Regions from separate parts of the Mus musculus genome. Here regions 1, 3, 4, 5 and 6 are each linked to region 2. Evidence: chromatin loops called from intact Hi-C (ENCODE). Cell type or tissue: left cerebral cortex. All regions are shown on one strand. Region 1 has its middle 66 kb from the start of Gm34848. Region 2 overlaps Gm34754 (a long non-coding RNA gene). Region 3 has its middle 47 kb from the start of Gm34848. Region 4 holds the start of Tasor (transcription activation suppressor). Region 5 overlaps Arhgef3 (Rho guanine nucleotide exchange factor (GEF) 3). Region 6 overlaps Arhgef3 (Rho guanine nucleotide exchange factor (GEF) 3).

Region 1 (4,000 bases), 70 kb before region 2:
TGTGGGGTAGATGAGGAACTGGAGTACCTGTGCACACGAGTGGGTTCCCATCCTCATGCGTTTTAGGGTGACGGGCACCACACATAGCCTTTGGAAGGTGACTGTTTTACTTCAATGTTAGCGAGGTGTTTATCTGAGAGCACAATTCCACTCTTGTTTCTGCGCCTTTTCTCTTCCCTATTCCTGGCAGTGGGGATGGGACTGAGAACTCTGGGAAGGTACAGCTCCTAGGGAAAGACATCTTTGAAGAGACAGTCTCACCCTTAGTGTGGGCACCCTATGGACAGGGTCCAGCAGGCCCCATTATGGAGTCTGTGCATGGCCTCTGAGGTAGGCAATAATCTGTCACCTGAGAAGAATAGCCTGAGAGTCTGTCCCAGCCTCTTGAGGCCCAGCTGTCTCACACCTAAGTCTCCACTTGCTCAACTCTGTGTCTGGGTGAGAGCCCATGTATAGTGAAGCTGCCAGGTCAGGATGGATCCACATGTCCACACTGGGGTTGGAGTCTTCTTGCTACTTTCCTCCTTATTCACCAGGGTGAACCGTAGCAATGAGTCCCTATTGCTGGCTAGTTATCTGGCTTCTCCTTCTAGAGTCATGTGGGAGGAGCCATCTGAGGGGCTGTATATATGTTTAAGATCATTGAGTTACAGAAATTATTGTTATGGTTGAGCTTCTGGGTTATTTCCATCCTCTTGGAACGTGTTCCTTAAATTGCTACCAGATGGCACGTGGGAATGTTCTGATAGTCTATGGCAGAGGTTCTTAAACTATGAGTTGTGAACCACTTGGGGGTCAAATGACCCTTTCACAGGAGTCACCTAAGACCATTGAAAAACACAGATATTTACATTATGATTCATAAGAGTAGCAAGATTACAGTTATGAAGTAGCAACAAAAATGATTTTATGGCCCAGGGTCACCACAACCATACTTTGGGGTCGTGCTGCAGCAGGAAGGTTGAGAACCACTGGTTTATAAAACTCCGAGGTCCAGTACCAACATCTCTTGTCTGCCCACACTCATTGTTACCTTTAAAAACTGCTCTATGAAAGCAGAGGTACTCGCTTCTTTAGGTTTCTGTTTTACTAGGGAAGGTGGGCAGTGTTTGTTACTGTTTAGTGGGTAGGGTTTCTTCTTCCACCTACACATGACCAGGGCATATCAGTGTTTAAAAAAAAACAAGCAGGGCAGTGCTGGCTCATGCCTTTAATTCCATCACTCCTGAGGCAGAGGCAGGAGAATTTCTGTCAGTTTCAGCCTGATCTATAGATCACGTTCCAAGAGAGCCAGTACTACACAGAGAAACCCTGTCTCAAAAAACTCAAACCAAAACCAAAACCAAAACACCCCCCCCCCCCACACACAAAAGAAACCAACTAGTATCTTATGATTATAAAATTAGTGTATATGAATCATAAAGTTTCATATTCCAGGAATATGTAACAGGAAGTATGATTCAGGGAATACGTGACTTGGTTAGTCTTCACCCTATGAAATCACTACTATGGAATTGGCTTTTTAAGAATTTTTAAGACAAATTTTACCGTTTCTTCCTTGACCTTGACAGCTTTGGAAAACCCATTCATGGCTCTAGTCTCTTAAAAGGTGTTCTATTTAGTGGTATTTTTGACTAGGAAAATCTATGACTCTCTGAGCTGGGGACATGCACGTAATCCCAGCTGCTGAAGAGGCTGAGGTGTGAAGATTGGATTTGAGGGCAATCTGGACTACTCAGGGAGATGTGATTAAAAAACAATCTATTCAGAGATACAATGCATCCACACGACTCTTCAAGATTTGGGGTTCCCCAGTGACAAACTCCACATCTCCCTGTCATGCTCAGCTGTCCCTCTGCTGAATTCAGTGCTGTGCTTTCTTCCTGACAAGGGTGCTGTCCTTTTGTAGGGTCAGGCTAGGGCACGGGAGAGGATGTCAGCTGCCCTCTCTGCAGATCTCTTTTCTCTACCCGGTCTTTCCATGAGCCCCATCTGCCCAACAGCCTGGTCCTGGTACATCCAGGGAACCAGGGGGTAACAATCATATGAAAGTGTGAGCAAGTTGGGGGCAGGTGAAGAGTGAACTTGCAAGGCTGGCTGGGTCCACGAATCAAGCTGTGTCCCAGAGGGGCTGGGAGGAGCATCTCTGCTTGGGCAACCAGGTGAGGTTGCCATGGGGATAACTATAGTAACTCTGATCAAGCACTGGCCCTGCTCTCTCCCAGCTGGAAGATGAGGTGCCCAGGAGAACAGCTTTGCAGTGCCCTATGCATTCAGACAGGCTGTATTTGGTAGAAATATTTGGTAAATGACACACAATTAATATATTCTGGCTAACTGACCAGGAAAAAAGAAATCTTATTTCTTAGGTACCTGGAATGGGACTGCCTGGTTATGCATATGTTGAAAACCGGCCCCTCAGCTACCACTGTTATTGCCTTAGTCCATAGGGTCCTATGAGGATCTGGGGAGTTAATTAGCACGAAAGGAACACCATTGGGGCCGGGGAGAGGACTCAGGATAGCGTGATGCCGTGTAAGCACGGGCGCCCATGTAAAAGCAGGGAGCAATGGGCTTGCGTGTGCCTATAGCATCAGTAAGAGGGAGAGGAGAGCCAGGCATGGTGGCGCACGTATTTGATCCCAGCACTCGGGAGGCAGAGGCAGGCAGATTTCTGAGTTCAAGGCCAGCCTGGTTTACAAAGTGGGTTCCAGGTCAGCCAGGGCTACACAAAGAAACCCTGTCTCGAAAAACAAAAAAACAAACAAACAAAAAAAAATAATAAAGGAGGGAGAGGAAACTAAAAGTGGATACCGTAAATTCACTGGCCAGCTAACTTAATAACTAAGTTCCAGGTTTAGCGCTAGGACCTGTCTCAAACGATAAGGTGGTCAGTGACAGAGCATGATGTCCTTATGTCAACCTCTGGCCTACCCCAGCATAAATGGTATTAATGCCATGAAAATACTAAAATATTAGCCTCTAGCTCATACCCCCCTTTTCCCAGCTGCCTGAGTGGGTGACCAGGCCCTGAGGAGGTGCTTGCTGTTTGCTACAGCGCCTAGATCCCCTCACTGCTACAGGGCCTAGATCCCCTCACTGTTTCCCTCACAGGCAGCTATCAGGGGTGGGGGCAGCAGGTCACCACACCAGCCACCCACAAACATTGGTATTGAAGGTCTGGCCTTGGCTCATGCCCCTACCTCTGCCCCAGGCCTGTCTTCACGTTGGACACTCACATCCTCTCTACGTGTGCTCCAGCAAGCCCGCCTCGGGCTAGGCTTCACCACCCTAACTCACTGACAGTTTGGGAGTAAACAAGTTTTTATGTGTGGCCCCAGTCACTGCCAAGAAGAGCATTTGTGGAGCTTCTAATTACCCTGGAGACTGCGGTGGGTCCTGTATCAGAGTCAATAAACTGCTTTAAGTGATGCTGGCTAATTTGAGAATTTGTGGTGTCTTAGTTGCTAGGAGCAAGAGAGCATTAATTAGAAACGCCCATTGTAAGGCCTCAGTTTTAGGGCTTGGTTGTGCACATGTTGGGCCACCGACCTGCTGACTTATTAGCTGCTGATCAACATAGTATTGAATGAAATAGAAAGAGCTTCTTCTAGTCCTCCCTTCTTGGACAAAACCCAAATAGTAACACTTGTTTTCATTTATTAATTAATGTATTCACTTTGCATCCTGATCGCAGCCCCTCTCTCTTCTCCCAGTCCCTCCCTCTCTGAGGAGACGGGGAGGCCCTCCCTCCCATGAATGTGCCCCGCCTGGCACATCAAGTCACAGCAACACTAGGTGCCTGCCTCTCTTGCACTGAGGCCAGACAAGGCGGCCCAGCCAGGGCAGGAGAGTGACAAAGACTCTTACAGGTGGTCCATAGGAAGTAGGAGAGGGTCAGGCCACGGGACTTGAACTTACCTCCTTTTTGTTTATCATTTAGATATAGTTTGACATGTTTGCTTTTCTCCCCCTTATATTATTTTTACATAAGATCGAA
Region 2 (4,000 bases):
AATTTCTAGATAATGATTTTTCCCCCTATGCAATTACAGATGTTTCCTCTTATCTTGCTAACTCATGTATCATGCTTTGTCATAGTAATGAGATTTTGTAGAAAGAAAAAAAAACTACCCCATTTCACTAATAGGGCTATCTTAGGGGCTTAGCTATTGTCGGGCTTATTTCTGATTTGCTTGGCTTTCTCTCTGAGTCTTGGCAAGCAGGCCTCCAGAGCCTAGGCTGGGTTTCCTCCATTTGTTGCCATATTACAATAATTGTCCAAGTTAGCGACCTGGAAGCTGTTGTAAGGGCTTCCATGAAATTGCCATGTTGCAAGTTCCACCAATCCTTAGAGTCAACAGAGCTGACAGGAAGTGTGAAAGAACCAGGCATGGCCAGGAAGGAGTTTATCACCAGACCTGGTGCCCCATGTGCACTCAGAGGAGATGAACTAAGCTGAATAAAGTAGTGGGTGAAGCCACCCCTGAGAAGCCGGTTCACCATAAATGCAACCATATCTAAATATCTAAGCCCAGTGAATAAGTTATTCTGATAAGGAAGTGGTCTTTATCGATTGGTCAGTGGTTTAGGCTTTAAGGGACTATGTCTTTGTGCTTTTAAGTGGCAATGTCCAGGAGAGTCCTTACAGCAACAGTCCTGAAGAGGTGGTGGATCTGTTGGTATTTCATAATTTTGCACCAAACTGGCCAATAACCTGAAGACTCAAACAGCCCCCCTTGCCTCCATAGCAGGGACTGAGGCACATATCAGAACTGGCTAAAGAGTTGTTTTGTGCTTATTGCTCTGAATAAGTGGAAAGTGTGTGGGGGCGGGGAGGTAGGTTTCAATTAGTGGCTCCTGGTGGTGGGTGTGAGGGGTAGGGCGTTAGGTACTTCTCAGTTTAGACTCCACTTCCTAAATGATGAGACAGCCACAGGATGTGTGCGTTGAACAAGAAGTTGCTAGATAAGAGGGGCATCTTTCTGGGTCAGTAGCCAGGTTCCCATTCAGTCAGCATAACGCTGGCAACACGGCCTGCTTTTGGTACTCACTCTAGAATGAGAGGTGTGGGGGAGGGGGAGGGAAAGAGGAAGAGGGACAAAGAGAAAGACCTCTAAGGAGTACCCCCCTTTAAAGAACCATTTGTGATGTAAAAAGCTAGGAGTTTTTTCCACCGGTGAATTCACCCATTGATTCATAAGGATCTGTCAAGCATGGTGACACACATATGCAGTCAGTCCCAGCATTTGAGTTTGAAGCTAGCCTGAGCTGTAAAGCAAGATCTTAAATCACATGTAATTCCGGGGTATTTGAAGACTCCAGCCAAGTCCCTTCTTTGAGAACTCCTTTTACAAGGGACACTAGAAGGTCTTGAAGCCCAGGGAAGGATGACCTGCCTACAATGAATTGTTACCTCGTTGGGACTAGAATGTCTCCAGAGTTGACAAAATAATTGGGGTCTATTTTTCCCTCACCACTTGAACTGATCCATCGCCTGAGCCCCCAGCTTCCGGAGAGGATAGAACAGAAACTATTTCAGAAACGAAAAATTAAGGCAGCGTATATTTTTGAGAACAATTTGCAGAGTGGAGAAGGCTCCTGGCAGCCGCCTCCAACTCTCCTCTCACGTCATAGGATACGAGTGGGCTGCTGGTGGAGAGAAAGATTCTCCCACTGCAATTTGCTGGTTTAAATCCTGATGGTTGAGAGATGCCCGAGTGGGGAACTTGGTGAGCCCTTGATGTCCTGTGAAGGCCTTGGCAGGAAAGCCAGCTGTACCCTAACACAAGAACTCAGCTCAGCCTGAGACAATGAGCCCTGGGCTGGACATAAAAGCAGCCCTCAGTGACAATGTGCTAGGAAAGGCGGGCCACTGTTCTCTGTGGAAACTTAGGGACAGAGAAAGAGTAGAACACTTGGCAGACCCACCTCCGAGCAGCAGCTGTGCTTCTACATGTTGCCTTCCTATCATCACAGATGACCTTTATGATGTTGGCATTGCTTGACGTGCCATCAGGTTTGATACTTGCCAGTTTGTAGGGATTTAAGGTTTGCTGCCTTCTGTGTCCATGAACTCACTGTGCCCACGTGGTCCTGAATGCTCTGTGTCTCTATCAGTTCCCTTCTTCGACCCTGTGAGTCTTGGGGTTGAGCCCCGGTCGGCGGGCTTGGGAGGCAGATGCCTTTACCTGCTGAGGCATTTTGCTGGTGCCCGTAAGCACATACGGTTTTAAAAACAGATTGTGACACACATTAATTCAGTTTGGGACTTTTCACTTACTATTTGAGAGTGCATCACTGTATCTCACAATATCCCTTAAAAACATGGTTTTTAAATAACTACATTGTCAAATGAAGGCACCAAATTCACTCAGCCTATTATTTTTTCCTTAGGAATTTATGTAAGCATAGGACTTCCTCTGTTATAAATAATACGGACGGGCATCCAAGAATATGCCTGTGTGATCCCTTTACTCAGCAGGATCAAGTCCAAGATGTGAAATTCCTGGCTCACTGGTTGTATCCCCTGAGCAGCCATATGTTCCTCCTGTCAGTGGGAGGTGGAAGCCTTGCTAGAGATGCTGAGTGCCTTCTATAGAACCTGGTGGGAGTGGCACATTGTCTGCTGGCCCAATCCCTCTTCTCAAGCACCACCTTGTCCCTCTGCTTCTGAGGGCCCTCTTGGCTGGCGACTAGGAGCTGATACTGATACTTCCTTTTGATTCTAATGGGGCTTCTCTGTGGAAAGAGGTGTCTGGACGTGAGGTTGGGAGAGGAGCAGGTTAGAGCTCACATCCTTCTTATGTTTTCCTTGCCAGTTTGTAGGGATTTAAGGAATACTTGAGGAGAGTATACCCTGTCTCCGTTGTGACGATACATCTTTTGTCGTTCCCCTGTGAGGCATCTAGACACACTCAGATCTTGTTTTTTCCCTCTCCTGACCAGAGGTGAGAAAGGGGTCAGCTGCAGCTTTCGTGCAGGAGAGTAACCTCAGGGCTCCATCTATAACGGAGCCCCTCTCTGTGTATGCCTGGAGCCTTGGCACTGGACTCCCTGCGTCCTTGTACCACCAGGTTATCCTGGTTTACCATCTTTACCTCCCAGACTCTGGAAGTACCCTCAAAGCGGGTTCTATCAGAGCCCTGCCATCCTGGCTTGGACTAACCTTTCACCTGTCTAATACATCTAGCCATTCTGGTTTTCTTTCAGTTTTTCAATACTGTCAGGCTTTGCCTCATCACCGGGCCTTTGCACACACTGCCCACTATGTCAGGAGTGTACTATCCTCTTCTTCTGACTTTTACCCACTTGTCCTTCATATCCAGTTGCCAAGAAAGACTTCCCAGAGGTTCTTGCATTCTTCCCTCTAGCCACTCCCAATTCTATGTCTCCATCTTCCTGACATCACAGGCATGTGTCCCTGTTACAGCAGTGACCACACAGTTCTGTGATGCCTGCTTGGTTCTTAGCTTTCCCAGAGCATCTCAGAGCTCCTTACAAGGGAGTCTGTCTGTGTGCTGCCGTTTTCACATACTCAGCAACCTGCACAGGCCTTAACCCATAGTAGATGCTCAATAAACATCGGATAAAGATGGGCTTAATGCCTCTTCTATTGTGTGGATGACTGAAAGGAAGGAAGAGAAACATTATGAAAGGAAAAATCGGTGGGATTTAAAAATTCTTAGACAGAAGCTGAGATTAATATATTTATTCAGATCTTTAATGCTAGGAGATGTTTTGGACTCTGATCATTCACTAGACTGTCTTGAATTTATTACAATATGTGGTACAGTCATGCTCTACTTACAGGTTTACTGGAAAGTCTATGAACTCTTAAAGGCAAACTATTACAATTTAAGCAAAGGATACCATAAAGTCACACCATATGACAGATCTCACATGGGAGGTTTAATGGGGAGGGAGTCTACAGAGGCTGCCTCTGGGCAAGGGCGGAGGGTAGAAGGATCAGGGAGAGGAGGGACTGGCCTTTTATAAGGGGATGTAGCACAAGCA
Region 3 (4,000 bases), 51 kb before region 2:
GCCGCATGTACAGATTGTGCACAATTGAGGCTGACCTGCTGGCTGACTTTGTTTGTCTAATGTAGCTATCACTTCAGTTAATCCGTGTAAAGGCTGCTTGAACTTTGGGCTAATTAGGGAATCGTAGCTGAAAGTGACAGAACTCAAACTGGGGACTGACAGGAAGGCTCAGTGGGTAAAGGAGCTAATGCTGAAAGCCTAAGGCCTTGACTTGATTACCTGCGACCCTTGGGAGAGGAGAACACATTTCACAGTTCTCCTCTGCCTTTCCTGTGTGTGCTAACACACCCTCCTGGAATGATAATGTATAAAAAAGTGTGTGTTTGTGTGTATATATGTGTGTCTGTGTGTATGTGTGTGTGTGTGTCTGTGTGTGTGTGTGTGTGTCTGTGTATATGTGTGTGTCTGTGTGTGTGTATGTGTGTCTGTATGTGTGTTTGTGTGTATACAGACCAGAATGCTACCTAAGGACCATTCCTTGGGATCATCCACCTTTGCTTAGTTTAGTTCCAGGGTCTTGCTCTGTCTTAGATCTTGCAGATTTACCTCCGCTGGCTGATTAACCAGTGTTCCACCTGTCTCTCCTGCCCCAGTGCAGAGATTACCAGTGCAGGCCACCATGCCTGGCTTTTTACAGGAGTTCTGGAGATCACACCAAAGTCCTCATGCTTGTTCAGCAAGCCCTTTAACATCTGATTTCATCCCCTCAGCCCACAAGACAGGTTTTCAAACATGCAGTGGTATAGGAATTTTTCAAAGTATGATACAGGAACTAAGAAGTTTCTGGAACCTGCTTCTTCTCTGCCATTGGCACAGCAGCTCTACAGACAGACTTCCTCCAGTTCCCCCGGACCGAAAATGCATCCATGTTCAGAGACATAGCCCATCCCCACATACACCGAACCCAGAGTTACTAGTTTCTCATTAGTCTAGCTTTGTTAGGTGGATACTTCCGAGCCAGTCATCAGTGGTCAGAAGAGAGGGTTCCTCTATTCCCCCATTGTTGCTCTTACTGTAACCATAATAATAGGTGGAGTGGGAGAGAGGAGGGAGTGGGGGGTGGAAGGTAGAAGGGAGTGTGGGGGGGAGGCTAGTTTCTAGAAGAGAGGCGGTACTGGGACAATGATTCTTGTTCTCGGAAGTTATCCCTCATTTCTCCTTGTAAAGTAGAAAGTACAGTTGTCCCCATTCCTAGGCTCTGACTTCATGAGGTCCTAAAATCTGAACCTCTCTTCCTGAATAGAAGCCATTCATTCAGAAACTGATTGGCTGTTTACAGGGAGCAAGAATATCTGATTCAGCAAGAGTACATATAAATCTATAGCAGTCTCAAGTCAAAGTAATAGCAGGCCCTGGAGGTTGTGTTCTGAAATGGTGTGAAGCTGTTTCTAGACTATCCACAAGTGTTGGTATTTGGCCATCCTTTTAAATAGAAGACTGCCCCAACAATCAAACCTGTATGGTAAAGTGGTTTATTATACACATTTCATAGAACTCTTTATTTGTTTTTAAAAATTAATTTATTTATTATATGTAAGTACACTGTAGCTGTTTTCACACACACCAGAAGAGGGCATCTGATCTCATTACAGATGGTTGTGAGGCATCATGTGGTTGCTGGGATTTGAACTCATGAACTCATGATCTTCGGAAGAGCAGTCAGTGCTCTTCTTAACTGCTGAGCCACCTCTCCATCCCCCTCTTTATTCTTTATTTTAATAAAATTTAGCCTTCAGTATACCATATCATGGCAGCGATCTTGCTACCCCAAGGAACCAAGGGAAATTTCCCCTCTAAAGAAGAAACTTCCCATTCAGTTTCCTTTCCTCACAGTGTGTCTATTTTTCCTGTTTTCTGCCCATGTCAGAATCTGGGAATGGGAGCTGGCTAAGGCCCTGTCCCTGGCTTTCTTTCCTCCCATCTTCTTTATCACTGTGGTCCATCAATAGATCAGACTGGGAGTCACCACTGCCCTTTAAAGATCTGGACCACACTGCTCATTAAATCATGTCAAACACACAGGGAAAAGCAACTTGTCATGGTGTTTGAATGTCCTTTGCCTCCTTAGCAGCCAAGCAAGAAGCCCATGTACAGAAGGTTCCCTGAACCACTGCCCCATGCTTACATCGGCGATTCAGAAACAGCTAGGCCTAACAGCTCATGCCTATCATCCTAGCACTCGGGAGCCCGAGACAAGAGGATTGCCACAAGAGGCCAGCCTGGCTTAGAATGAGAAGCCTCTCACCCACTCCCATTGCACCCTTCTCTCCCTGAGGGGCAGACAGACCGATCTGGGGACACCTCTATTAGGGCAGGAGCTGCCTTTTGCCATTTAGCTGGAAACATTGCTGCTGAATTTCTTTCACTTGTTTCCTGGATAAGGCACACAGAGCCAGGGTGGACAGGCACGCGTGGGCACCCACATAAGGCCTCCTGTCGATCAAGTGTACATTTGTATTCTGTGCCTCTGGCTCTCCACTACCTCCTAAGTCTTGTGTATACTTCATGTGTATACATGGTACTTTAAGGACTGGTGCCTCGTGGATATTAAGTATCTTTTGCTCCTTTTATTTGTGTTTAGCACACATATTTTACTTACTAGCCATTTACATATACATGGTATATATATTATTTTACTTACTAGCCACTTACATATACATAGTATATAAAGTAGCCTTGTATAAGCGACATGACTACTTTATGTTTGCACCAGGGCCATTTTTAATGGATGAGCTTATGTAAGTGTGGTAATGAAATTCCTCTCTTGCTTGAGTTTTGGGCTCATTGGCATCCACCAGCCAGCTCTCTTGCCATCTAGCTCTGCAGATCTCCCAAGTCCTAGGCCAGCAATTTTTTTGTGCATGATTGTTCCCGCCCACTCGCAGGTGGCTCTGGCAGTGGAACCAGCTGGCTTTGACACTGGCGCAGCAATGTGTACCATTAGTCCCCGACTGCTTGCTTCTCACACAACAGCATAGAAGGAACATTCTGTACGTCAGAAGACTGCTAATGCGCAATGTCCCCAGGCTTGATTGGATCTAACATCCACTCTAACAGTTACGGAAAAAAGGGGAACAGGCTGATATATATTTTTTTAATGGACAGAGAAGGGTTTGTTTAAAAGCATAGCTCTGAGTTAAGAGAAGCACGATGGATGATGTATCAGCTATGATCTTAATTTATGCACGTTCACCTAAACCTTATTGCAGGAGGGATGGGAGCAAACTGTATGACTCAGTACAGGTCTTCAATGACATGTGTGTAACTGATTTTTCCTCTGATGATCATTTTGGGGATTCTAACCCATGCTATGGGCCTATCTGTACAGTGTGCACCCTAACACCAAGCAGCAGCTTTGTCTGGCGCTAAGGTGCACGCACCTACCGTACTCGCCGTAGCAGCAGAGGAGGGAGCATTGAGTGTGGCTTACTGAGAGGAAGGGATCACTTGGTTCCTTCCTAGGGCCTTTAGCATAACTGTCAGTCCAATGTGTGCTGCGTTATCGTCATCTTATTATAAATAGTCACGACGGCAGCGAAGCTGGGGGCCGAGTACAGTGAGCACTCACCAGCCAGAACCCACAGCTGCTAATGTTTGCTTTACTTATTGCCCTTAACTGTGGACTCAGTTTGGTTTTTATTTGCTGACACTTCAAAATAACACAATTGCAGAAACATCAATGCCTAGAATAAGGGTACTGGCCACGTGTCCCTCTGGCCCAGCAAAGTTCCAATGTAGCTGCCTCTCCTGGAAGGTTCCCCATGATCTCTCAGGATTGGCTGGTGCATCCCACGGGAATTTTGTTTCTTAGTTTTTATCTAATCAAGGATTACAGTTTTGTTGTACGGTTTCTTTCTTTCTTTCTTCTTTTTTTTTTTTAAGATTTATTTATTTATTATATGTAAGTACACTGTAGTTGTCTTCAGACACACCAGAAGAGGGTGTCAGATCAAACCAGCCCCTGTTGTACGCTTTCTTAAGTCTATGTTATTCTCAGATA
Region 4 (4,000 bases), 160 kb after region 2:
ACCTGGGCGTCCTGCTGCTGTTGCTTAGAGATCTTGAGTAAAAAGTATCCCGTGTTTCTTCATCAAATGCATTATTGGGCCGGAGCTGCTTGAAAACTAGGCCTTAGGCTGTATAAATACTTTGGATGAAATTAGACCTGGCTTTTGTCATCTCAATTTGCCTAAATTTCAACATTTAAATTGTGCAAAAGCATCTACTTGGTATCTGTTGTGAGAATGTGTCTATACAGATGGTAACTCAGAACCCCTTACCTAGAAAGAAACTATTGAAAGGCCCTCCCTTCATTTCACTATCAAATTGTTTTCTTCTAGGTGGTCGAACATTCTTCTAGGTGTGCGAGCATTCGTGCCTCCCATCATTAGGTTGTAAATTGTGCGGAAGAATCCCAAATATTGAATGTTTGCTTATGTAGTGCTTTGGTCTGGAGTACGACCAGTGCTCGTGATCTACTGGGAAAGCAGAAAGTCTGGATGGAATAGGATGTTATCACCCTGCTTATCACTGGAGGCCATTTTCTTATCTCTCTTCACTGCCTTTCTTATTGTTTGTTTATAGTCTTTATGCATATAGGTGGCTTGCCTGCATTTATGATAGAGCACCACACGTATACCTAGTGCCCTCCGAGGCCAGAAAAGGACTTGGATTCTTTGAAGTGACTAACTGCTGGTTGAGTTGTCCTATGTCGGCTGGAGCTCGAATTCTGGTCCTTTGGAAGATCAGCTCAGAGCAGACCGATCACACGACCAGGATCAGCCAATTATGTGCCGGGTTTGGTCCACAGACCTCCGGAGGAAAGAAGGTGCTTACTTGCAAGAGTACTGTCCGAAAGACGTCCTCTGGGCTTGCCTCCGTCAAACGCAGTGCGGAGAGGGCAGGGCCCAGGAATCCGCAGAATGCTGCCAAGCCCAAGCCCTCACTCTGAAGCGATGGCGTCGACGCTTTCCCCGGGCGTGGCACTCTCCTCTTTTGGCGGGCTCGGCATCGCGAGGCTCCGCCCTCCTGGAACGGTCTCTCTGCAGTCGCGGAGGCGGGCTCTGCATTTCTATTGGTAGAGCGGGTCCGCCGAGGCCCCGCCCCCTCCCGGGCCCGACGCGAGCACGTTGGGTAGCCAGGGCCGGTTGAAAAGCCGCCCGAATCCGGAGCAGCTCCCGGGGCGAGAGGCACGCTTAGGGCCGCGGTGGCGGTTAAGAGGCGTCTCTGTGGCTGGAGTGCGGTCCCCGGGGGCGGAGGGGCCGGGTGGGCCGAGACCTCGGCGGCCTGGCCCGCCGCCCTTCCTCCCCTACGCCCGTCGACCTTGTGGGCGGAAGCTCCCTGGAGCGCCTCACGCCCGCGCGATGGCGACTGCCGCGGAGACGGAGGCCCCTTCGACGGACGCGAGCTGGAAAAGCCGCGGCGGCGGCGGCGGAGACGACGGGATGAAGCCAGCGCTTCCGGAGCTTGAGTCCTCCCTACAAAATGGCGGCGGCGACGGCGGCGGCGGCGCGGGGCCTGAGGAGACCGCGGCAGCTGAAGCCGCCCGGAGCTACGGCCACGAGCAGCCTCAGCAAACCTCCGAAGCGGCCGCGGCCGCTCTGCCCAAAGGCGCCGAAGAGCCGGAAAGGCCTTTTAGGCGGAGTTTTCAGATCCCCAGGAAGAGCAGAGAAAAGAAAGGTGGTGCCTCCCCTTCCTCCCACCCCCTCTCTCGCTTCCCTCCCCCTCCATCTTTTTCATTAAGACCTCTCTGTCTCCTCTCCCCACACCCATCCGAGACACGTAAACACGCACGCAAGCGCCAGCAGCCTCTCCGCTCACGGCCACGGCCGCCCAGCCGCCCTTGGTGCGAGAGGATAGGGTGGAACCACGCTCCGCCGCTCCCCCTCTCCCCGTGGAAGTTGGAAGTAGCTCAGGTTTGAAGCGTTTCCATAAGGCTGCGGCTCCCCGAGCGGAAAGATGGTGCTCGGTGCCCCTCTTTTCCCCCAAGCCCCGAAGGCAGAGAAGCTGATGGTGGCCTCCTAAAGATGCTTCTGAGAAGTCTGCTTGTGGAAGTAGCCTGTGGCCATGGATTCTGAGGCTTTCTCCAAGGCCACTGCGTTCTAAGGACAAGTGTTTCTCACTGTGGAAATTCTTCAGCTCTGTGTGTCTACTTGAAATGTGCTCGATGTCAGCGTCTTCTATTTAGAAAACTCTCCATTAGTATATGCGCTCCATGCAGTTTTCCATCACACTTCATTTCCATGTAGTTTTTTTTTTTTTTTTTTTGGAAAAGCATTAGCTTACGTAGGTTCTTCTGTATAACTTCCAAGCCTAGAATGACTTTTCTTAAACGATTATAGGAACAGTTGGGTTGCTTACTTTTTGAGATCTTAGTGCCATATTGTAAAACGTACACTTTTTTTTTTCTTAGAGTAGGTTTTGACTGTCCGATAATTTGGAATTTTCTGGATTTGACTTAAACACTTACCTTCTTACTGCGTGTTTTTTTTTTTAATTGTTTATTTCCCAAATCTTTTTTTTTTGTCATTTGAATATCTGAAGATTTAGAATCTTGATTGGAACCGTGCATCTGGGTAACCAACTCTCTGCACAACTGAGATTATGAAAGTATAAAGAAAGTTCCTTTCTAAATGGATGACAAAGCGAAGGAAATAGCATGAGAAACCATGCAGAGAAGGATGAAGTTGATCTTTGCCGGCTGAAGTGAATGTTTCTAGAAATACTCTTTAAATGATGTAATACTTTAGGGTGTAGGGCAAGACAGTGAATTCACTTGATGTCGTTAAGGTGTGTATGGCTGTGCTGATACAAGAAAAGTTAGATACTCATCCCCAACCGCCAGTTGGTAGAAAAGGTGAGAAGTACTTTTAAGTAGGGCCTCATAATGTAGTAAGGGCTTAACAGTTTCAAGCTGTATCAAACCTTTTTGACATCCTATTTTGGATTTTAAATGACTAAGGCTTTGAACAAATCATTAAAACAAGACTTTAAAAAGGGACCAGAAAACTGGCTTAGAGTCCTTTAGGATTCTGTTTGAAAATTTAGTAAGGTAGTATGTACTTCTTAAATTTCATAAGCCAAATCCAGAAGTTGCTCTAAAATGACTGCCCTTGAACATACTAAAAGTGGCACAGGGAATTAGGGAGTATAAACCTTAGCTGCTTTTTCCGTGGAGTCTGATGTATTCCTTGGGGGAAATGAGATAGTTTCCATTTTGCCTAGGGATATGATTTTTACTTTCTCAATTGTAAGGGAGGTTGTAGTTAGAAAAACATGGTAGGGTTTTTTTAAATTTTTACTGAAAATAATTCTTAATATCTTACTGTAAATCAGGCAGCAGTTGTTCAAATAGTACATAATAGGGTCAAATCAAAACTTTACAAAAACCAAATAATAGAATCTCCTTAAGTTGTTCAGCCCTTCGACTTGAAATGCTCCTGTCTCAGCCTTCCTGCTAGGTGGAATTACAGGTGATATCATGATCTATTAATACAGCGCTTTCAAGTAACTATTTTACCCATCTCAGATTTTATTCTAAATTGGGAGAAGTTAGTCTTTGAATTTCAATTTTATAGTTAAAAACATTGTCACTTTAGAACAGTTACAAGAGTCTTTTTCCTTTTTTTTTTTTTTTTTAAAGACAGCCTTACAGCCTTTTACATAGTCCTGGCTGCCTTGGAACTCACAGAGATCCACCTACCGTTCTCTTCAGAGTGCTGGGATTGAAAATAAGCAATACCAGCCTTACCTGTCTCTGTCTGTCTGTCTCTCTCTCTCTCTTTAAACATCACTTAATTGGATATAGTGTGCAACACAGAACAAATGGTTGGAAGGAAAACAAAATAGTATAGAGACTGTTAAGTTTCCTTCCATCATTGATGAGAAGGTTTGAAAGTATGTTTAGGATTTAGCTTGGTACTAATGGTCATCTGACTTGCTAGTATAAAAATTTTTTTTTATAGATTTACCAGTCTTAACTGTTTTCTGGTGAAACTTAAAGTTTGGATGTTAATTTTTAAACAATTT
Region 5 (4,000 bases), 69 kb after region 2:
CTTGGAGGCGCCCCTGGGCAGCGGGGTGGCCAAGGACGAGGTAGGACGCGCCCTCCACACACCTGCACCTCCGGGCTTCTCTGCCACCTCACCCTGTGTACCGCTCGCTTTCTCTCCGTCTCCCCCACGTGCTGCGCTTCTCCAGATCGCCCCTTCAAGTGTTCCCTCTCACGCCTTCTCTGTGGGTCCTCTATCGCTGCCCTGCTCCCTGAGCTCGGGAACCGCAGATCTTTGATGCTGCTTCTTTCCTTCCGAGCGACTGGCAGACCGAACCCCAGTCTCTGTCTAGAGCCTGCAAAGGCACCTACCTACCCGCTGCCCTGTTAGGAAGGCCCGGGTGTCGAGAGAGAGCCTCGTAAAGCAATGTCTCCCCGTCCCCGGCCGGGGTTAAGAGAGCTAAGTTCTTGGGGACCGGTTCAGACATTTCACCAGACACACTTGGTTTTGTAGCTGTTTGAGAGCAAGGGCGGGACAGGGCACCTTTACTTGTCACAAGTAACCAATAAAGGAGGTTGGGGGAAGGGTGTCGTTCATTTTGGGTCTGAGCTAAATGAGTAATTGAGGCTCTCCTTCATGACTGCTGAAAACGAGCTAAAACGTTGGTGAATGGGAAGCTGACTTGAAATGCTAGAAACAGTTCCCATTCTGGGAACTTGGGCGCGGGGAGAGGGGCAGTGCCCTTGGGTAATCCAGGGAGTCCTCTCAGTTTGGCTTTCTTAGGCTTTCCTCTCCCACCCCCATGTGTCCTGTCTCTGGCAAATTGCTGACTGCCCTTAGAAGTTGGTTAGGTTCAGTTGGGGGAGAAGACGATTCTCATTCTTTTTCAAGGTTTTAGAGAAGACAGTTAATTGTCTTATCAGACTCCAGTTTTGCTGTGGTGGAGTCCGTAGGACCAGCTCATCATGTCGTCTGTCTGTGTCTGTGTCTGTGTGTGTGTGTGTGTGTGTGTGTGTGTGTGTGTGTGTGTGTGTTCGTTCTCCACTTTCCTCTGCCTCACTCTGAGAGACTCGGGGTGGGCAGTGACGCTGGAGGCAGGTGTGTGTCCCGCCTTGTCACAGCACTGTTGATTCCACCTACACAACACATGTAGGTCTGCTTGGTGTGTGCCCTTGACGCTCTGAATTCTGTATAGGTGTGTTTTGGGGGTTGGTAGCATCAGAGATCCATTTCCTCCAACAAGATTGCCTCCCTTCAACAGGACTCCACCAGATTCTGGTTAGATCCTCCTTTTTGTTTGCTGAGCACAAGATAAGCCTCTGGCCTTTCCGTAGCTAGTTGAATATTTGTAGAGTTTGTAGTCTCAGCAGCTGTGGAAGTGTAGTGGGCTCTCATCTGTTTGGTACCGTCATGGAGTTCAGGTTGATAGAGCCTAGAATGGATATGAGTTTTCAGTAGCAATGGGACTGGTGGCTTCTCCAACTCCTGGGAGGAGATAAAGCATACCTGGTTTGGTTAATACATTAAAGTGGGCCAGAGAAGATAAGAGTGAAAATCGCTGGGAATTCTGACCAGGCTTTTTTTTTTTTTTTCATCTTTTTGTCTTGAGTTTTGGGGTCCTGTGGTAAAGGCTTGAGTGAACCTGTCTGCTTATTCCTTCTTCCCTTGTTAGTCATAGTCTGTAGATATATATGTGCTGTAGCATTTCAGGAACAGTTATGCTAATTTTCCTCACTACTAATAGGATCCACAAAATAAAGTATATCTTATTTTCCCTTTGTGGGGATGTAATTATGTAAAAACAAGGATGGGAGGTGAGTGCTTTTGGGGAATATTGGTATTTTTCAGGGATCACCATTGAGTTTTATTAATATAATTGTCTTTACCATAATCAAAGTACACTTTACACAACTTGATGGCTCCGACTTTGTTGGTCAGCTATAAATCACTTCCCAATAATGAAGATAGGCTAGATTGGAAAAAGAAACTTAAGTGGGTTTCAGGGCAAGTTTCATTAGCACAAAAGGCGACTGAACAGAAATATATATTTTCTGCCGGTAGGTGTCGCCAGTATTTATAAATGTCTAACAGCAACAACCAAAAACCACATTCCCTCACTGTCTTAAAAAAAACAAGATTATATAATTGTTTATAAAATAGATATTAAGTCCTGAGAACGTTTCTTTTTCAAGAAACTTTTCTTTTTTTGTAAAAAGAACGATAATAAAAGGAAACCTGTGTGTCTGAAGGCCTTCCTGAGATGACAGGACCTGTTGACCTTCAGGGCGCTTGTGTCGAGCACCTGTGCCTGGCACAATTGTGTGATGGCAGTTCCTCCTGAGCATGTTCGAGGGAAGACCGTGTGTGCAGTGTGGCCGTGGCTGCAGCCAGGTTCTTCTAGCACTCAGTCACCAGCAACTTGATGTTCACTTAACAGAAAGCTCAGCGGGGAACAGGTAACCATGCCATCTACCTGAGGAAAAATGATGAATACATTCTCTTAAAAGCAAATAATAAAATTTCTCTTCAGGGTTTAATTCAAATGCTTCTTTTTAAAATTTTATTGATAGTTTCCAGTGGAAGCAAAAACGATACATGTTTACATTTTTTCTTTAAAATAATCCATTTTAAACTTTAAAAAAATATTCCGCATAGGTTATGATAGTGCATGCCTGATATTTTGTATCAACTAATAAAATAGTGCTGCTTCTTCTGCCATTTCTTACATGGGTTGGATTGCAAATACTGCTCCTAAACCTGGCGTTTCTTATGGGTGTATGCGTTGGACTGCAAATGTTTAGGTGTAATGCCCCTGACTAACTAGCCATAAAATTCTCCAGCTCTCATCATCACTGTGAACTGTGAGGAGCTTTTTACACAGCTTTGGATTTTCACAGAAAATTGTCACGTGATACAAGCAGTTTATTAATGTAACCTTGCTCAGTTTATCTCCATTTTCATTGTCATGAAAACTTTGATCTCTGCTCACTCCAGGACTGCTCCGAGTACCTGCTCAGTTCCCTAAGTGGGAAGCTGAGAACGCTAATGAACCAGGCTGATTATCAGTTCAAAATCTGTTTCTCTGTGGTAAGGTTTACTTTAAATAGAAGGTGAGGTTTACTTTAAGTAGAAAATTCAGTAGCCAGGCATGGTTAAGGAAGTTAAGGTGAGGGCAGGCTTCTAAGAGTTGTAGGTCAACATTATGTTTACTATTTGTGTGTGTGTGTGTGTGTGTGTGTGTGTGTGTGTGTGTGTGTGTGTATGCATGCGCATGCGCGCACGCATATGTGCAAATTCAAGCATGTGAAGGTTAGAGAACATCTACCTCTCTCTCTGAAATGTTGAACGATCTGGGGATTGGACTGAGGCCATTAGGTTTGTATACCTGTTGCTCTTACCTGCTAGTCCATCTCCGTGACCTCAGTTTCATTTTTAATGGAATCCAGACATTTTTCTTGTGTTAGGCTTGGCATCCTGGTAGGCTTCTCACTTTGGGCATAGATGTGTTCCTTGGCATCAGGCCTCATTGGTTGGTGGTATTTCTAGCCATTGCTTCATCTCTTGGTGCTTATAAAAATCTCAGTGCATAGGTAATAGGTGTAGTTCATGAATAGTTGAATATTACCCTGGGCTCCCAAAAGTATAGGTTCTAGTTTTTACTCAATCAGTAGCCTTGCATAGTCTTATGAATAATGGCATACAGTGGATATAAAATTAAAGCATTCTACCATGCCAGGATCTCTTAAGACTCCTTGTAGCTCATCACAAAACATATATTAAATCCCAGCTTTGTGAATAAGGACACCAAAGAAAGGTGACTTGCAGAAAAAATACAAAGAAAATCCAACTCGATCCAAGATTCAATACCAGATTTTCTGATGGATTTAGCCTGGTGTTCAGTACTTAAAAAAAAAAAAAAACTAATGGAAAAAAATGAAGGTAAATGCAAAACAGACATATATAATGCCCCCAAATAAATACTGTCTTTTAAACAGGTAACCTTAACTGAGAATGTACCTCTGAAGCTTTAGCTACAGGACAAGCTGGGCCCCATGTTCTTCGG
Region 6 (4,000 bases), 79 kb after region 2:
CCACAGGACTTCAGTTCCTTAGCAGCCACAGCCGCTTCTATTTAGAGTGTAGGTCTTTGAGTAGAAGCTAGGGTGGTCAGTCTATGTAACGAAGTTACTCATCCCTTCCTAGGCAATACCAAGTTGGTTTCCCAAATGGTCCAAATGGAATTGTTGTTGTTGTTAATACCAAGTGGTCCCAAATGGTTCAAATAGAAATTTTTTCTTGTTGTTGATATTATAGTTATTGTTATTGTTATTATTATTACTACTACTACTATTTTTTTTAATAAAAGATATTCTAAGCACACTGGCAAGCCTCACATCTTTCTTTGCAGGTAGGCGAAACATATCTGTGGTGTGATTTTATAGTTCCTAGCATGAGTTTTAAACAGGAGATGGTGTGTGAGTCTGAGTACAGATGCACCCTGGCCATTGAGGCAGCTTCCCGCTGGCATATGCATCATCCAAGACTCACCCAGGGCTGACCACAGACAAAGGGAAACCGATGAGGGTGGATTTGATTGCTTTGAGCTCTTCCTGCTGTAGTCTAGCAGGACATCTTAATTACAAAAGGGTCCTTTGTTAGAAGTGTAGGGGAACTCCACAGTGTAGTGACTCCATTGGTAAAGAATTGAGTAACTAAAAATATGACCTCTAGTGTTCTTTAGCTGTCAGTGAACAAGTACTGAGACCTGACTGTGTCTATTGTTTCTCCCCACATTTACAAAGAAAGAAAAAAGCATGCTTTCTGTCTATTTGAGTGTGACCAAATCATTAGCAAAACTAAAATACTGATACTTATGGTCGTCCGTCTGTGATGGGGTGCTCAGTGAGGAACTTGAAAGCCTGTGAATACCGTGTATTAGAAAGTAGTCCAGTGAGACCACTGATGCTGGAGGTTGTCTAGCCCAGGTCTACCCTTAGAGGGTCACGTCATGTCTGCTGGAAGCACATGGGTACTCTGGTCCCAGAGTGACAAGGCTAGCAAACAGCAGGCTCAGCTTCTCCTGTTTTCATTCCTGCCTCAGGCTTCACCTCTCTTCTGCCTGTGAAGTTGCAGTTTTCCATCCAGGTTCCCCCTGGATTAGGAAACTAGAAGAACCCAGGCCTTTAGACAGGCGAGTGACCTTGAGCTCTGTATTTGCTAGGTGATCCTGGGCAAACTCTAAAGCCCTTTAAGTCTTCTTTGCTTGCTCTGTGAAATGGGACAATAAGTACCACTGACTCAAGGCATTGATGGACAGAAAGCCCTTGGATACAGACTGGCAGGGTACGGCCCTGTGTATGCCTTGCTGTTGTGCCTTGGGAGGTCAGGGTGGGAGTGGCAGGAAAGGCTTTCAAGTCAGGTAGATTTGAATGTCAGCTCTGCTGATTAATTACTTGGTAAAACTTGGAGCAAGTGGTTTCCTTTCCTTGGACACCTGCTTCCTCTTCTATAAAATAGGGTCCTGGCGTTGCTGCCTGGGGTAGACAAGAGAGTATGTGCTAGAGTCAGGCAGAGAACAGCCTTGGCAGCAGGGCCCACTAAGGCTTGCAGGGCCAGCTACCTAAATGCTGAGGTAGAAGGGAGAAGGATCCAGTGCAGAATGAATCTTTTCTCCATCCACGTGTCTTTTACTACCTGCATTGGGGGTTGGAGGTGGGAGTGTCCTCTACCCCAGAAATACATACCATATTCAGCAAAACTGCCTTTGTTTCTTCTAGAAACTTATTGACACCTGTTGCCTCTGACTCCAAAGCTCCATCATTTTGTTTGACACAGCAATCTGTGACTAGTCTTCCTTTTTTTTTTTTTTTTTCTGGTTTTTCAAGACAGGGTTTCTCTGTATAGCCCTGGCTGTCCTGGAACTCACTTTGTAGATCAGGCTGGCCTCAAACTCAGAAATCTGCCTGCCTCTGCCTCCCCTGCTGGGATTAAAGGTGTGCGCCACCACCGCCCCAGCTAGTCTTCCTATTTTTAAATCACATTAGCCTTCAGTCTCCTGATTATCTTTTGTAATTGAAATGAGCTGAACTCTAGAGCTCACTCTCTCCCAGGCTCCTTGCCGCCTTGCAGATACCTTCTTTTCCATATTCGCACATGTATGAATTCTAGTAGACCCTAAATGATTCATTCCTTTGTATTAAAGTCTGGGGGCTAGAAAGAACACACAATCATGGTTCAAGGTTGCAAATGTAGAGTTGAGAAAGCCAGGGTCTGAGGTGAGCTGGAAAAATCTCTTGTTAGTGAACATTTAAAAAAAAAAAAAAATCCTGTCTTAAAAAAAATGTGCTGCACCATGAGAAGTGGCCAAGCAAACAGCATTGTGTTCTGCGTGAGCGTGCACACCCATCCTAGGGAATAGCATTTGGAACTATTTATAAACTTACTTGAGGGGTGTGGGATGACAGAGGACCATAGAAATCTATTGCACGTCACCACCCTCACACTTAACTGAGCAGCCTACTCTCTACCTTATTTATTCACATACCATTGCTCATTGGGTGGCATGGTGTCACCCCAACATGAAGGTTTAAATTAATACACACACATACACACACACACACACACACACACACACACACACACAAACACATACACAAACACACACACACACACACACACAAACACAAACACATACACAAACACACACACACACACACACACACACACACACACACACACACACGTTTCCAGTTCACTGATTTTTCTCATGTCATTGTTTGGTTGTTTTTTCCACGTAGAATAACCAGATTTGGGTTTATCCTGTTCTCTCTTGGGAGCTGAATGTTCTAAAATGTTCTGTATTCCCTGGTTGGTAAAGTGTGGGGACTTGCTGCTGAGGGCACACGTGGGCCAGGCATCTGAAGGGATAAAACGTGCCACTGGGTACAGCTGGCACATGGCAGAAGCATCACACGTATTTTATGTTTCTTTCTGGAAGTCACGTCCCTGAAAAGCTTCCTTGCTCAAAAATCATTGTCAAAGCTAAGAAGTAACCAGAAGGCAAAGGAGTGTATCTGCTCTCTCCTGCAGCCTGGGTCTCCCGCCCCATGACAATGCAGGTTTTATCTAGCAGCCAAATGTGATCCCTGCCTTATCTTCAGCCTTATCTTCAGCCAGACTGCAGACCTGTCTGTCAGCTCAGCTCCGAGCGAGATGCATGTCATCATCCCAGATTCAGCTAGAACACTCTGTCCTACCCTTTGGGACACCAAGATGGAGATCTGCGCACGTGGCTCTTTCCATCTCTGTACTTCTATTTCATTTTCTGGGAAGCTAAGATAATGAATGCTGAACTTTGGGAGATGACAGGTAGATAGAGAGGCGACACATGTGAATCCGTAGTGTCCTTACTGAAGCAAAAGGCACCATGTCTGTGTGAGAAACGTTCTGCTTTGTATATCTGATGGAATAAATACCCAGCGTACCTATGGTTGCTTAATCCCAGACAGTCCTGGCGCCTGGTAAGACTGCGTACCAGCTCCTGTAGAGCATAATTCAGCAGAGTGTTAGCAGGGCCTATCTCGTGCAGACCTCAAGACCAGCGTACTGGCTCCCCCAACCCTACTCTGGTTGATGTCTTAGGATTTCACCACTGTTTTTTGTCCTCCAGCGTAGCCTTGAATCCTGCCAAGCCTCTCTCAGTTTTACTAAACAGATGATAAAGCCAGGAATGAGGAAGGAGAAGCCAGGAATGAAGAATGAAAACATGCCAGTGGTCATGGCAGTGGAAGGTGAATTAGGAAGTATCAGGGAATGGCAGCGGGCTGGCGAGCAGGTTGGAGGAGGAAGCAGGCTGCCCTTTGCACTTTGGAATAGGCAAGTGCTCTGGTCTCATCTGGGGGCTCCCACTGAGGTGGGCCTATGACACACACATTCCACAGAGTCTCCCATGCTCCCCCACACAACTCTAGGAGGGTCATTGTACTTCACAGCTAGCAAACCAAGCCACAGGAGGTTACATTATTGGCTCGAGGTTCTAAAATAATAGTCTCTGGCTAGGAAGATGGGCTTATATTTATCCCAGTATACTTT

The links. Hi-C counts contacts between places; a loop is a spot of excess contacts. Peaks named below come from ENCODE experiments on the same cell type or tissue, not always from the same donor. Only the 100,000 strongest peaks of a DNase experiment are listed, where the experiment ranks them.
Region 1: a loop joins it to region 2, with 7 times the contacts of the local background. A loop is called at or near these places in 6 of 42 quality-filtered maps.
Region 3: a loop joins it to region 2, with 7 times the contacts of the local background. A loop is called at or near these places in 6 of 42 quality-filtered maps.
Region 4: a loop joins it to region 2, with 2.1 times the contacts of the local background. A loop is called at or near these places in 2 of 42 quality-filtered maps.
Region 5: a loop joins it to region 2, with 4 times the contacts of the local background. A loop is called at or near these places in 7 of 42 quality-filtered maps.
Region 6: it touches region 2 in a loop (9-fold over the local background); 6 of 42 quality-filtered maps call a loop at or near these places.

What each region holds. Positions count from the first base shown.
Region 1 is chr14:27,197,598-27,201,597 of GRCm38, forward strand. It overlaps a transcript of Arhgef3 not described here. Among named protein-coding and RNA genes, the nearest start is that of Gm34848, 66 kb to the right of the region's middle. In left cerebral cortex, no CTCF peak of the experiment used is centred here; a DNase peak (open chromatin) is centred at 1,705.
Region 2 is chr14:27,267,479-27,271,478 of GRCm38, forward strand. It overlaps Gm34754 (a long non-coding RNA gene), which reads right to left. Exons shown (of 3, transcript XR_383312.3): 3 at 3,874-4,000. It also overlaps a transcript of Arhgef3 not described here. Among named protein-coding and RNA genes, the nearest start is that of Gm34848, 3.6 kb to the left of the region's middle. In left cerebral cortex, no CTCF peak of the experiment used is centred here; DNase peaks (open chromatin) are centred at 1,600, 2,519 and 3,180; H3K27ac peaks cover 2,321 bases.
Region 3 is chr14:27,216,963-27,220,962 of GRCm38, forward strand. It overlaps a transcript of Arhgef3 not described here. Among named protein-coding and RNA genes, the nearest start is that of Gm34848, 47 kb to the right of the region's middle. In left cerebral cortex, a CTCF peak has its summit at 1,561 (motif pointing right); a DNase peak (open chromatin) is centred at 2,878; H3K27ac peaks cover 1,027 bases.
Region 4 is chr14:27,427,734-27,431,733 of GRCm38, forward strand. It overlaps Tasor (transcription activation suppressor), which reads left to right and starts at 1,101. Exons shown (of 24, transcript NM_001114879.2): 1 at 1,101-1,651. The coding sequence starts at 1,336. Gm52095 (a long non-coding RNA gene) reads right to left here and starts at 894. Exons shown (of 4, transcript XR_003951011.1): 1 at 809-894. In left cerebral cortex, a CTCF peak has its summit at 1,819; DNase peaks (open chromatin) are centred at 1,047 and 1,813; H3K4me3 peaks cover 2,093 bases; H3K27ac peaks cover 1,806 bases.
Region 5 is chr14:27,336,230-27,340,229 of GRCm38, forward strand. It overlaps Arhgef3 (Rho guanine nucleotide exchange factor (GEF) 3), which reads left to right. Exons shown (of 10, transcript NM_001289687.1): 1 at 1-40. Among named protein-coding and RNA genes, the nearest start is that of Arhgef3, 2.2 kb to the left of the region's middle. In left cerebral cortex, a CTCF peak has its summit at 1,998 (motif pointing right); DNase peaks (open chromatin) are centred at 395, 473, 1,104 and 1,991; H3K4me3 peaks cover 2,805 bases; H3K27ac peaks cover 2,139 bases.
Region 6 is chr14:27,346,932-27,350,931 of GRCm38, forward strand. The region is part of intron 1 of Arhgef3 (Rho guanine nucleotide exchange factor (GEF) 3); the gene reads left to right. Among named protein-coding and RNA genes, the nearest start is that of Arhgef3, 13 kb to the left of the region's middle. In left cerebral cortex, a CTCF peak has its summit at 646; DNase peaks (open chromatin) are centred at 2,361 and 2,836; H3K27ac peaks cover 1,391 bases.